3 separate regions of the Mus musculus genome follow, and all the other regions are linked to region 1. Evidence: chromatin loops called from intact Hi-C (ENCODE). Cell type or tissue: left cerebral cortex. All regions are shown on one strand. Links, peaks and the distances in the headings refer to the core of each region. The heading gives the core; the rest is flanking DNA.

What was found. A loop is a pair of places that touch in the nucleus more often than their neighbours do. Peaks named below come from ENCODE experiments on the same cell type or tissue, not always from the same donor. Only the 100,000 strongest peaks of a DNase experiment are listed, where the experiment ranks them.
Region 2: a loop joins it to region 1, with 10 times the contacts of the local background. A loop is called at or near these places in 18 of 42 quality-filtered maps.
Region 3: it touches region 1 in a loop (3-fold over the local background); 8 of 42 quality-filtered maps call a loop at or near these places.

The regions. Positions count from the first base shown.
Region 1 is chr15:64,918,879-64,923,559 of GRCm38, reverse strand. Adcy8 (adenylate cyclase 8) reads left to right here and starts at 1,264. Exons shown (of 18, transcript NM_009623.2): 1 at 1,264-3,408. The coding sequence starts at 2,455. In left cerebral cortex, for the core only: a CTCF peak has its summit at 2,507; DNase peaks (open chromatin) are centred at 1,884, 2,514, 2,765, 3,261 and 1 more place; H3K4me3 peaks cover 2,500 bases; H3K27ac peaks cover 2,352 bases.
Region 2 is chr15:65,635,623-65,640,303 of GRCm38, reverse strand. No RefSeq gene overlaps it. Among named protein-coding and RNA genes, the nearest start is that of Gm23907, 57 kb to the left of the region's middle. In left cerebral cortex, for the core only: CTCF peaks have their summits at 2,368 and 2,580 (motif pointing right); a DNase peak (open chromatin) is centred at 2,604.
Region 3 is chr15:64,685,281-64,689,961 of GRCm38, reverse strand. No RefSeq gene overlaps it. Among named protein-coding and RNA genes, the nearest start is that of Gm30691, 57 kb to the right of the region's middle. In left cerebral cortex, for the core only: a CTCF peak has its summit at 2,576 (motif pointing left); a DNase peak (open chromatin) is centred at 2,569.

The DNA of each region.
Region 1 (4,681 bases), core at 1,105-3,604:
TTAAAGGACTTTCCCCTGTTCTTTCTGGATGCTCTATGCGAGGCAGGTGACCTATAAGACTTGGAAAGAGGAGTCAAAACACAGGTTTCTGGGGCACAGTCGCTACAAATAACCCTGAGAATGGTTTGGTGTGGATGGGAGGAGGGCGCTCTGGATCCTCAGGGAAAGCTGTTTTTGCTTAGGACCAAAAGGAGCTAGGAGTTTGCACTAGAAGAAGGCATAAAAAATCGCCTTCTCGGGGTTGGGGTCGGGGGAGATAGGGTGGGGTGGGGGTTGGGAATAGTGTCCTGGAGACCGCTTGGCCAGGTCATTTAGGCTTTCATGGGACGCCGCGGGGTTGCGAAAGCGCCCAGAGCCTGACGTCATTGACCATCAGCTGACTGTGTTCAGGGCCCGAGCTTCACTGGCTGCAGCCGCAGTCGCTGTGGCAGAGGTGTTGATTTCCACCACCTGCAGAATGGGGCTCCAGACTGGTACTGCTACCAGATCCCTGAAAAGCCAGACTCCAAGGACCCCGCTGGATTGGATGCTGATGCAAGAACCGCTGCGGGGCAACTTGGGTTTTGACCGCGACCCTCAACATACCTAGGCAGGCAGGAATGCTGCCTCCAGGAGGCCCCTGGAAATGCCTTTCCGAAGGTCCTCCTTCGCACCTTTCTTGACAGCCCAGTCAAATTTAGTATTCGAAATATGCAGACCACGCCCCCATCCTAATACCCTCTACTACCCAGACCCCGGGAGCAGAGAAAAGTAAAAGGCTGCCCACCGCTATGAGAGTGGCTTCTTGAGAGGATTTTAGTTTTAATCTGAAAGTTGGCATTAAATACACACACACACACACACACACACACACACACACACACACACACTACATCGCTCTCGAGTGGGGAGGGCGGAAATGAGCCCCTCTAGTGCGCGTCTCTGGTCTCAAAGAGTTCGTGGGCAAAGCGGCCTACGATCCTGGCTCTGCACCTGCCAAGGGCAGGAGCCAGTGCTTAAAAAAGAACCGCGGAGGAACCAGCGGGCGCGGCCAGCTGGAGCGCTCCACCGCAGAGCTGCCAGGCTCGGGGCTCCAGCAGCCCGCGCTCGCTCGACCCACCGGTGCGGCCCTTCAAGACCTGGGGCGTCCTGTGCAGATCTGGGTGCCTCCGTGTCCCAGCCCCCACCCCTCCCCCACCCCCATCCTGGGTTCCGGGGGCGTGGTTTGGCGCGGGGGCGGGTTTAAGTCGCCGCGGGTGTCTGACCGCTCTGACAGGTCTCCAAATTCCTCCCAGGCTCCGGTCCCGCTGCGCGGTTCCGAGCGCCCAAGTAGCCCCGCGCTTCCCTGGATCCGGAGGCGTCTCATCGACTTCCACTCGGCCTGGAGCCTCTTCTCGCTCAAACCTTTCGCCTGCCGCCTCACCCGCCAAGGCTCGTTTCTCAGGCTCAGGAATCCGCTCCTGTGGCTTCTCTTCGAACTCAGCTGTTGGCTTTATTACCCTTCCCACTTGTGCTTTCCTCACACCCCCTGGGGTCTGGCAGGCCCAATGGACTCCAAAGAGCGAAGTGAAGGGAATGGGAATTGTGTGCTGCGACCCATCAGAATCGCTACTAGCAGCGGTGACTTAGTCCTGTAGCGGAGGCTGGGACCCTGGGGCTAGCAGCGCCACGATCTTCCTTGAGGAATGCATCAGTCCAGAACCCGCGCTGCCAGTATTTGCTCTGGAAGTGGCCACAATGAGGAAGGAACCGAAGAGAGAGCTTCATTCAGCACACCTCCAAATTAACTGTTTGGTGACTTGTTAGTGCTAAGGCTACCACCTTTCTCCTGCCCTCCCGCGGGGCGCCCTGCCGCCTCACCATCACCCACACCTCCTGCCTCATCGCGCCCGCCTCCAGCTCCGCCCCGGCTCCCCATGCCGGCGCAATGGAGTTATCCGAAGGGCGATGATTGCCGCCACAGCTGCTAACTTAGCACCCATCCTAGCCATCGGTTACCCTTGGCCAGCCTTTCTGCAGCCGCCGAGACGTGGGCGTCCAGAGTCCAGTGCCGCAGCCAGGACCCGCCCGACGCGCAGCAGAAGCGCGGCGCCCAGGCGCCTCTTGGAGAAGGAAGACTGCGCCAAGACGCTGAGCTTAGAGACAGCCAGGGGGCTGGAGCGCAGAAAGGGACAGCGTGGCTCAGAGCGCTGAGGATTTCGCGGACAAACAGCCACCACTTTCACTGCGTATCCAAGCTGAGCTGATTGGCGGGAAGGTGGCTTGCCAGTACACAGGGGTCCGCTGCATTCTACCAGGAACACCTTGCTCCTGGGCTCACTATGACTTGACCTGTGGGGGCCCTGCTCAGGGCTCCTGCAGTCGAACAGCTTAGGAAAGAAGGGATCGCTGCCAAGCGGCCTTTGGGTCTTTAGGAACCCCTATCACCAACTGACACAACCAGTGTCTGTGCCTCCCTCCCCGCGGACCCAAGCCATGGAGCTCTCGGATGTGCACTGCCTTAGTGGCAGCGAGGAACTCTACACCATCCAACCGACGCCCCCGGCCGGCGACGACGGGAGCGGCTCTCGGCCGCAGCGGCTGCTGTGGCAGACGGCGGTGCGGCACATCACGGAGCAGCGCTTCATCCACGGGCACCGAGGCGGCGGCGGCGGCGGGGTCTCCCGCAAAGCCTCGAACCCTGCGGGCAGTGGACCCAATCACCACGCGCCGCAGCTGTCTAGCGACTCGGTGCTGCCTCTCTATTCTCTGGGCCCCGGAGAGCGAGCGCACAACACCGGTGGCACCAAAGTCTTTCCGGAACGCAGCGGGAGCGGCAGTGCCAGTGGCAGCGGGGGCGGGGGCGACTTGGGCTTCCTACACCTTGACTGTGCCCCAAGTAACTCGGATTTCTTCCTCAATGGAGGATACAGCTACCGAGGGGTCATTTTTCCAACCCTACGCAACTCCTTCAAGTCTCGGGATCTGGAGCGCCTCTACCAACGCTATTTCCTGGGCCAGAGGCGCAAATCGGAGGTAGTGATGAACGTGTTGGATGTACTAACCAAACTCACCCTTTTAGTCCTGCACTTGAGCCTGGCCTCGGCTCCAATGGACCCTCTCAAGGGCATCCTGCTAGGCTTTTTCACTGGCATCGAGGTGGTGATCTGCGCCCTCGTGGTGGTCAGGAAGGACAACACCTCCCACACTTACCTGCAATACAGCGGCGTGGTCACTTGGGTGGCTATGACCACCCAGATTCTGGCAGCAGGCCTGGGCTATGGGCTTCTGGGCGACGGCATAGGCTACGTGCTTTTTACACTCTTCGCCACCTACAGCATGCTTCCCCTGCCTCTCACCTGGGCCATCTTGGCCGGCCTGGGCACATCTTTGCTGCAAGTCACCCTTCAAGTACTCATACCCAGGCTAGCGGTCTTTTCCATCAACCAGGTAACTCCTGCTTGCACTTGCTTTTCAGCTCCACTCCCATGGGTTGTTTAGAAATAACTTCTAGAGAGCTGGGGAGGGGGCATTCTTGTAAGTTTGCTTCCTTAGCTTACTTAGGCTTTGTGCGTCTCGGGGGGGCTGGGGGGGGGAGTCAAGGCTCATAATAACTGAAACAAAACGGCTAACTTTACTCTTCTACTCTGGCTGGTAATTGTCCTCTAACATAAGCCTTTCCACTGACACCCAAAGTCTACAGGACACACAGAAGAGGAGAACTGCCTAGATTTGAGCTGTGGCGCTTTGCTAACTCACAGCAGATTGCTGTAAGGGTTTCTTCACTTGGCTTTCTGCTTGGCTTGTTTCTGAATGGATTTCATCTTTGCTAAACATGGAATTGCAGTGCTGGGTGCCCTCCAATAGGTCCTCCCCATCGTTCTCAATCCTATGACAGGGATTTTATTTGGGTAATGTTAGTGCCCTTGGGGATCTACCGTGGTTTTGTCTCTGATTACAGTGCCCAGCCCCTGATCTCTGAATAAATAAATACATAAATAAATAGGTCTCAGGAATTTCAGGATGGCAGACTCTTGGCAAAGAATATAAGTTTTTATTAATTAAAAGAGACGCTTCAATGTAGATGTCTTTAATGAAATACTTAGATGAAGTCTCCAACTCTGTCACTCTCCTTTCTCCCTTTTCCTCTCCCTCATTAAATATGAATGTGCTTATGTGAACAAAGTTCACGTTGTCTCTGGCTGGGAAGGTAGACAAAGAATCTGTTGTTTAAATTCACTAAAACCAATTGATAATTAATGGCCTGACACTTTGTTTAACAAATATCTGGTACTTAGCAGGGAGAGTGGGTGTGGGGGCTTCTCGTTTACAGAGGGAAACATCAACAGACTCAATTTTGGAAGAAAGCAACTGTGAGGTGCTTGGCTAGGGGCCGTTTTGTATGCATCTGTCCTGCTCTCAACATCTCTGCTTACTCTTGTTGTATTGGATTGATGTTAAAACTCTTCTAGTCATGTATAGTGGGCAATCCCACTGCAAATGACTGATGATCTGCAGATCACTAGCCCCAATAGAAAGCTTTTCCCATCATTGCCTTCTGGGGTTTAATTGGATTGGGGGTCTTTTTCCTTTCATGTTGGCTGTGTCTATTTGCTGCGGCTGCTTATCTGGTTAGTTGGTTGACTGTGCTCTTCAAAGTGTCTCCTCCAGGAAAAGCTAAGAGTATCTAAAGCATGTAGCTGGGATCATTGGGCAGGAAACA
Region 2 (4,681 bases), core at 1,275-3,774, 720 kb before region 1:
GATGTTACCCATGTTCAGTTCATTATGCTTTCCTTCTGTAACTGGGATTCAAAGAACTGTGACATTGTGATCAGCTGCCATGGGATGTGATTGGTGAACCTGGTTATTTCCTTTGCATAAGTTAGATGGGCAGGAACTCAAGAAGAGTAGCAGAAAGCAATAAACACGTTGGGAATGCTTACTCTGGACAACCACAGTCTTCGGAATACAAGTTAAGCATTATTCTTTTGTTTCATATGCATAACTTGATTCAGCATCGATAAAGTCCCTTCCTGGGTGTCAACAGAAGCCCCAGGAACTCTTTCAACCACACTTTCTATGGCACTCACAGGAAAACTACCTTTCACGTTGTCCAACAAGCATTCCAAGACTTCACACGTACCCCATGCTAATTGCATTCCCTTTAATTTTAGCATACTCTAAAGTACATGCCTCCAGCATCTTTTGGATCCACCATCAGTCCCAAACATATACTAATTGTGTCCTGGAATAAAACATCTCCTATTTAACTAGCACATTTTATGTTTTCCACTACATAAACCACAGATTTCCTCATTTCCTCATTGATTGCCCTCTAACAAATTGTAGCTGTGACATGGCAAAACCACATCATCATTTCCTACCCCATTTAAGCTCCTTTTGTCTGTAACAGACAATGGCATCAGCAAACTCTAGTTGCCAACGCGACAGCCAGAACTTAAGCTGAAGAACCCTCCCTCTTCCACAGGGACCCACACTAATTAGTTGCTAAGATCAATTGACTCTGCCACCCTATTTCTGCCTATACTCACTGTTGTTACTTGAGTGTAGGCCACTGTTGTCACGCACTGGCTTCATGCAACAGCATTTTTAACAGTTTCCTCTGTTCAGCTTGTTCCCTCCAACACGCTGCTCATGCTGCAGCTGGAATGACCTTTTCAAAATTACAATGGGAATTTGATGATGTCTCTTTATCACTGGCTCCCGCTGCTCTTGGATCACCCTCTGTTATACGGAAATTATCTTCAGGTTCTAAAGTGATGATCATAGAGGTCAGAAGAGAAGAAGCAAGAAACATATTTGTCAATCTCTCCAGTCAAGTGAGAGAGAGAGAGAGAGAGAGAGAGAGAGAGAGAGAGAGAGAAGAACTACAAGTATCTGATTAGGTACTCAGCTCAGTGAGCATGCAGAAAGATGTCAAATGTAGAAGGTCGAAGCTGCTTCAAGATATAGTGTGTGCACTTGGCAGGGACCTTGTATATTCTCTTCCCAGGAAAGCAAATACAAGAGAAATTGTGCAGGAAGATTACATCTTCCTACAGTAGGACTGCTAACCCATGTAACAGGTCAGGGTGGCCTTTTCTCTTATTTACCAATGGCAGAGCATTTTTGGACCACCCTTCCTCACACAATAACTATTCTAGTGCCTCCTACCTTGCTCTTATTGTCTTACACCCACTCATTGCTGTCATTTTGCATGTTTATTTGTCAAATCCACAATCCAGATTGATATAGAAGTTCATACTCTATGCTTCAGAAATCATCCTGTGTTGTAATCCACTCCTTATTTATTTTATGTCTCCTGTCACATTAAGCCTTAGGTCACCTTAGGACAGCATCTGCTTTGTTTTATTCATCTCTCTGTGTCTCTAGAAACATATGTGTGTACTTCGATTTTTCTGAGGAGGAATATTCATCACATATACAGAGACTGGCCAGAAGTCACGCACCCACTAGTGAGTGTCAGAGTCATGATTACAATAGGCTGCTCTACTAATGCACTGGCTTATCAATGATGTAATAAACGGATCAATTCTATTACACTGCCAACAGTAATGGTGGTAGTTTTATGCCATATAAAAGGATAAATAATACAGATATCCCAGGAGAGTTCCAGAGACCACAGCCTATGGATGAACAATGGACATGAACAATTCCAAAGCAGAAACATGCAAAAGTAAGGGAGTCCTGAACCTATATAGGGTGTGGGATGACTGAAGAGTCATTCTTAGGAGGTATAACTCTGTGATGAATCTCTCAAAATGAGTAGACATGAGTTATCTCACAAGCAAGAATGAGGGGTTTCAGACAGTAGCAAATACTAAGCCTTCCTTGGATCCTGGTGCTCATACTATGGCACTGAACATTGGTTTAAAAGGAAAAAAAAGGTAAAAATGGAATGAGAATACAAAAGAAAAAAATGGAATTGCACCAGAAAAAAGGGATGGTAGGAGCTAGGTAGTGCAACCCCAGAAGGGAGAGCAACCCAGGATGCCTATCAATCACACTGTGCAAGGACAGGGCTAGGCAAGCAGATGGAGAGGGGACTGGAAGCAGAGCTCGATCATCTGTGAGCCAATTTCTGTAACTCCCATCTCGAGCTCTTAATCTGCAGAGTACAAGTGTGCAGAGGCAATTGAATCTGCCGAACAATCAGCACCATTAGTTGCCATCTAGGATGCGTAGGGAGAGGGAGAGAAGGAGGAGAGTGTTTTAGAGGGGGATGTTCTGCAAGGCATCTTCCTGCTAGTGACCTTTTCCACACCTGCTCATGGCCCTAGTGCCAATTCAGATGTATTGCAAAGGATTAGCTTGCAGGAGGCAAGCAAGGGCAATGTTTATTCTGGGCAGTAGGTGGTGCCCTTGTTTCTGTCTCAGAACTTCAGCGTTTGTCTCTTTGCTCTGGAGACCTCAGCCTCAGGATTGACATCTTGTAAGTTATACTAGGCAGAAGAGAAAGATTAATACATGTTGAACTGTTTTTTTTTTTCCGTGACCAGCATGTGCAAGGCCCATGGATATAGAGAATATTATTCAGCCCACACAGCTCCCTAGCCTCAATCAGTGTTCCTCTGCTACTTCCTCTCTTCCTGCCTTGTATCTCACGTTTTCTCTTTGACATTAAAGCCATCATGAATCGAGGACTTACTATGAACCAGGCACCAAGCAGAGCCCTCTCAGTTATGACTTCATTCAGTCTTTATATCACACATATTTGCCACATTCTGCTGCTGTTCTTCTGCTGGTAAGGGAATTAGACAGATATGACAACAACTGGTGGGTAATGAATATGGGACTAGTTTCTCATATCCAAAAGGCCTCATTCTCCCTCCCCCCATCATTTTTATATTTTAATAATCAGACTTAATCATAGTCTATTTTCTACTGGGTCCCTCTGAGAACTTCTGCTGTGAGACTGGGGGTTGCCTTATATGTAGAAACAAGACCCTTTGTCCATTAGAACACCTAAAGAATTTAAAATAACATTGCAACACATCACCAAATCTGAAATATCTACATCCAAAATGGTGATATGGCAGTGACTATGAATTTGCTCCCACACCTGTTTTCCTCTACCTCGGTCAACTCCTTATTAGCCATCTACATGTATTTCATAGGATGGATTGTGCAAATATATTATTTACTTGTTAATCTTATTTATCCTACACCAAACAGCTGACATTTAATGAACATCTACATTGCAGGCTTTGTTCCAAAGGACAGGTTTTCCTTGCTCCCCCCGACCCACTTAGATAGTGTCTTGCTAGGTAGCAAGGATAACCTCCAATTCACTGTGTTGCCCAAGTTGGACTCAAATTTATGACCTTCCTGCTTCTTAGTGTTGGGAATGCAGGCACGTGCATATGTAAGTAGACACATATGCATGATTTAATAGAGACTTTGATTTCAAGGTTCTGACAGTCTAGTAGAAGAGACATGCTAGTAGGTATGTCATCACAAAATGATGTAATAGATGTTATGATGTAGGTGACCATGTGATGCTGGAAGGCTATTACTGTGTACTTAGCACACTCTTGGGCATTCAGTGAAAGAGTTTTAAATAATTGAGTAAATAAACCCAGTTCATAGACCCGCTAAAGGTCTTCAAGGAAGAGATCTAAAGCAAGGAATAAAAGGTGAGTAAAGCAAGAGATAAGGGTGGTATTGGGCAGAGATAATAGGAAATGTGCCCCATGAATACTTCTCCTAGGCTCTGGAAAAACTACTTGGATCACCATATTATGCACAACAGATATTCAGTGAGGCTGTAGGAACTCTCTACCATCATCTAGTCAGAGTGGATGGTGCCTGCCACCGTCACCTAGAATTATATACACTGTAGTGGTTAGTACCAGTTGTCAAATTGGTGAGATTTAGAATCACCTGGAAATATGCCTGTGGTGGATTATCTTGATTAGGGTAAATAAGATGGGAATACATACCCACTTCGGGTAGCACCATTCCCTAGGCTGGGATTCTAGATTGTATAAAAACTGAGGAAGCAAGCTGAGTACAAGCAGTCATTACTCTGTACTTCTGGCTGTGGGTGTGATGTCAAGCTCCAGCTCCTATAGTTTATCTAACATGATGGACTGTATCCTAGAACTATGAGCCAAATAAAACCTTTTTTCCTTAAGTCCCATTTGCCTGAGTATTTTATCCCAGGAACAGGAAGAGTAGCAAAGACATACATGGCATCCACAGACTGCAGTGCGACACTGGTTCTAAATGGGTACCTGGGACACTATTTCTTTGAATCTGGAAACCTCTATGAATGCTTTGGAAGCTGTCTAGCATCTGGACTTGTCCTATCTATTTCACTTGTTTTTCAGACCCTTCCTGAAATATATTCTTTGTGCCTGTAAGGCATAGGTCTTAGCATTCTGCATACAACCCTCTACTCATCACAGGTATTTTTGTA
Region 3 (4,681 bases), core at 1,275-3,774, 230 kb after region 1:
TTACTGCTGTGAACAGATACCATGACTAATGCAACTCTTATAAAGGACAACATTTCATCGGGGCTGGCTTACAAATTCAGAGGTTCCGTCCAGTAACAAGGTGGGAGCATGGCAGCATCCAGGCAGGCATGGTGCAGGGAGAGCTGAGAGTTCTACATCTTCATCTGAAGGCTGCTAGGAGAAGACTAGCTTCCTAACAGCTAGAAGGAGGGTCTCAAAGCCCACCCCCATAGTGACACATTTCCTCCAACAAGGCGACATCTCCTAAAAGTGCTAATCCCTAAGCCAAGCATATTCAAACCATCACAGTCCTACAATAACACAACCACATAGTTCATTACCCCCTGGTCCAGTACCATTTGGCCTCCTATAACTCACTCCTCTTTCCTAGGCTAAGGACTTGCCTTGGCTCCCTATCAAATGAGAAGCAGCCTCGGTAGCCACCATAGCATATGCTCCATGTAGTTGTGCATACCTTCCCTTCATTCACTTGCCCACCAAACACTTCCAAAGCCCACAGGAGGAAAGAAAGAAATGTTATTGGTCACATATGCCTCTTGTCAAACATGGCAATGGTCCTTCGTGCAGCTATGTCACATGATTCCTACAAAGCACACATAGGTTGGTCATTACTCCTGTTGCACAAAGGAAAATGTAAAAGGTCAGGGTGTCTAGCACATCCCAGAGCTGGAATCTAGACCATGAGGACCTCTGAAGAGCTCAGTGTGGAGTCTAGGGAATAGCTTCCAGATGTTCAGCTGGAGACTGCTGTGAATACCAAGTTTGTTCATCCAAGGGAAATGTGGCTGCCTCGAAACAAGAGTAGCCTCTTTTCTCCAGCCTCTCTGCTCAGACACAGAGGCTTTCCCAGTGGTTATAAGTGAGCCAAAGACAGCCTCTGCACACTGGTTGCTGGATAGGTTATTTTTTCACTAGAGGCTGAGTTCATTAACTTGAAAACTCACACATGCCAAATTTAAATTTTCATACCCCAATCATTTTTTAAATAGCTTACACAAAGCATATTGCAATCACTAGGGCAACCATTTAGGAACTGCTTGACTTGTGCTCTTCACGAGATCATACCCAGTATCTGATGATCTCATGAAACTGAGCCTGTGGCAATAAGATCTCAAACCAATACTGTCCTTCAGAAAGCTGTAACCCAGAGATTCCTCCCTGGGCTGCTGAGCAATGTCACCTATGCCCTTCTAACTCTCTGTTTCCTCCAACAAATCCCGTATGTGCTTTTGCTACAATATGGTCTGTCATAGTTTGAATATCTTGTCCCAGGGAGTGGCACTATTTGGAGGTGTGGCCTTGTTGGAGTAGGTGTGTCACTGTGGGCTTGTGCTTTAAGACCCTCATCCTAGCTACCTGGAAGTCAGTATTCTAGCAGCCTTCAGATGAAGATGTAGTACTCTCAGCTCCTTCTGGACAATACCTGTCTGGAAGCTGTCATGCTCCCACCTTGATGATAATGGACTGAACCTCTGAACCTGTAAGCCAGCCACAATTAAATGTTGTCCTTATAAGAGTTGCCTCGAAACACATGAAACTCAAGAAGAACGAAGACCAAAGTGTGGACACTTTGCCCCTTCTTAGAAATGGGAACAAAACACCCATGGAAGGAGGTACAGAGGCAAAGTTTAGAGCTGAGATGAAAGGATGGACCATCTAGAGACTGCCATACCCGGGGATCCATCCCATAATCAGCCTCCAAACTCTGACACCATTGCATACACTAACAAGATTTTTCTGAAAGGACCCTGATATAGCTGTCTCTTGTGAGGCTAAACCGGGGCCTAGCAAACACATAAGTGGATGCTCACAGTCAGCTACTGGATCACAGGGCCCCCAACGGAGGAGGTAGAGAAAGTACCCAAGGAGCTAAAGGGGTCTGCAACCCTATAGATGGAACAACAATATGAACTAATCAGTGCCCTCCCTGGAGCTCGTGTCTCTAGCTGCATATGTATCAGAAGATGGCCTAGTCGGCCATCATTGGAAAGAGAGGCCCATTGGTCTTGCAAACTTTATATGCCTCAGTACAGGGGAACACCAGGGCCAAGAAGTGGGAGTGGGTGGGTAGGGGAGTGGGGAGGAGGGTATGGGGGACTTTTGGGATAGCATTGGAAATGTAAATGAAGAAAATACCTAATAAATTTAAAAAAAAAAAAGAGTTGCCTCGGTCATGGTGTCTGTTCACAGCAATAAAACCCTAACTAAGGCACAGTTATTGCCTTTTCCTTAATCAGACTAAAAATTCGCACAGCCTTTGAAGCCCTCAGTCTGCTCTCTACAAGAGCTCACAGACACCAGACTTCTTTTAATGACAGTCATGGGTTTCCAAGATGGCTAAACAGACCCCAAATGGAAGTGTGATCTGTGCGACATAAACTTCAGAACGTTACGGTGAGGATGCATAACCAAATAGTGGAGGCAACCTGTGGGCGGGGAGGTTACAGTGAAAACTCCTATCAGAGCAGATCTGCTTTCTGAACCCACTGGAGAGCCTTAGGATTGGGCCTAAGGGCCTCTTCACAGGCACATGCTTTCCTTTGCTGCCATCTTGTGGTAGCACTGGTGAACAGCGTCCTGGAGACCCTAGCACTAGATCAGCTCTTCTGAAGTTAATACTACTCTACAAAGGAGAAAACATTCGGCACCTGACACAGCAGAGGTTTAAGCCGGTTCTGTATTTGCCTTGACCACACATCTTAGAAAGGGAAACGCTGAATTTGAACTTCCCTTTGCCTAAGCCTGTCAGGAGGTCAGGATGGTGTCTCCGAATAAGAGAACACAGACGACAAATTCTAAGACAAGATCACTAAAAGAAATGAGCCCTGGGTCAGGACCGTGGAGACCCCGTATCAGACCTCGACTTTATCACACTGCTCTGCTAAGCTGTTCAGTGAGCAAAAGATGCATATGATCTGTGATCTACTTACTCAGAACTGTTGTTTATTGAACACATAGCATACGTGGTTATTGTGCTAGGAGTTGAGGTCACAAGCTGCCTTAGTGATCGATCATTCGACTCCAGTCATCCTGCCCATGATGAGACAACCTCAGAAACCTCAGATCTTCTGGCTCTGGAAAGTATGCATGCTTTCTCTTCTGCTTCTTTTCACTGCGGGTACTCCTGGACCTTCCTGTCCACATGTCCTTAAGCACTTTAAATTGTTGCCATAGTTAGTCCGTGTAGACAACTGTGCTTCTTGCCTTCTACCCCAGCCATCAGCCATCACGGAACACCCCCGCCAAAAATTATGCTAATGAAGCATCTTATTAGCCATACTCTCCAGACTCTTCTCTAAGCTTCTTTATTTGTCCTTATTGCTGCCTCCCTACACCACCACCCCCTGCTACACGCACACACACACACACACACACACACACACTTCCACAGCCTCATGGCAAACTCTCTGAAATTGACTTCTTTCCTCACCACCTTGTGGCCACAGTGTCCTAATGACACTGCAGCTGCATTGCTCAAAATGGACAGCTGAGAAATGGGATCTTCTGAGAAATTCTCTTCTGTTTTCTTCTGGGCTGAAACCTTTCCTTAACATCTATGTCCCTCTCCTCCAACACATAAGTCAAAGTTGACCTTTTGCCCCCCACTGGGTGTGTTCTTTTTATTCACAATATCAGCTCCCTGTTTTGCAAATGTGTAAACTAATATGCACACTAATGCCAAGAACATATTAATAAGATTTCAATATTTTAGCTTTTATATTTCAATAATTCTTTGCAAATTTCATACATGTACACAATATTTTAATTATATTCAGCCCTACCCTTCCCTCAATTCCCCCAATTCCTCCCAGATCTGTCTGACTCCCGACTTAATATTCTGTTTTGTTTGTTGTGTTTTCTGTAACCCACTGATTCCAATCTGAGCTGTCCATATATTCTTGGGTGTAGAGCCATACACTGTAATATGATCAACACAATAGGAGCCACCTGTTAAAGAAACTAACTGACTATCCCTCCCCAACAAGTCATCGTCTGTCAACAGCTCGACAGCCTGTGGGGTGAGGTGAGAGTTGGGAACCCACTTTCACTCCATGCTGAAGTGTTGACTCACTTGATCTTGTATAGGTCTTGCGCAGGAAATCACTGCCCCTATGAGCCCATAAATGTATCAGTTCCATCATGTCTAAAAGACACTGTTTGTCCTCCCTGACCTCTGGCTCTTCTACCCTCATTTACAATGCTTCCTGAGCCTTTGTGGGAAGGGGAGTGATATAATTGTGCCATCAGTCAATATTATTGACCACACACTTATTTTACTACTTGGTGTAGTTCATCTATATCACCAGAAAACATTTCAAAACTCTGAAACACATTACACAATTAAGACATTAGCATTAATTAGCATTTTAGTTTGTGGTTCATAAAATAATGCTGCTGCTTTTCCCACCAGTTTACCAAACTTGCCAGCACAGTCAGTCATTCAGAACCTGCCCAGAGTCAAGAGGCTCTTTCAACAAAGCCATGGCTGTTTAAGGACTTTCCCATACAGGACTGAAGCTGTAGCTCCGGGAAGGACAGCTAAAGACTCTTGTTTCTCTCCTTGAGTGTACAGCTTTTCAAAACAAATACTTCATAACTCAATGAACACATACCAGAAATCACTGAAGCATTTGCTTTAGAAGGGCAATTTCATGCTACA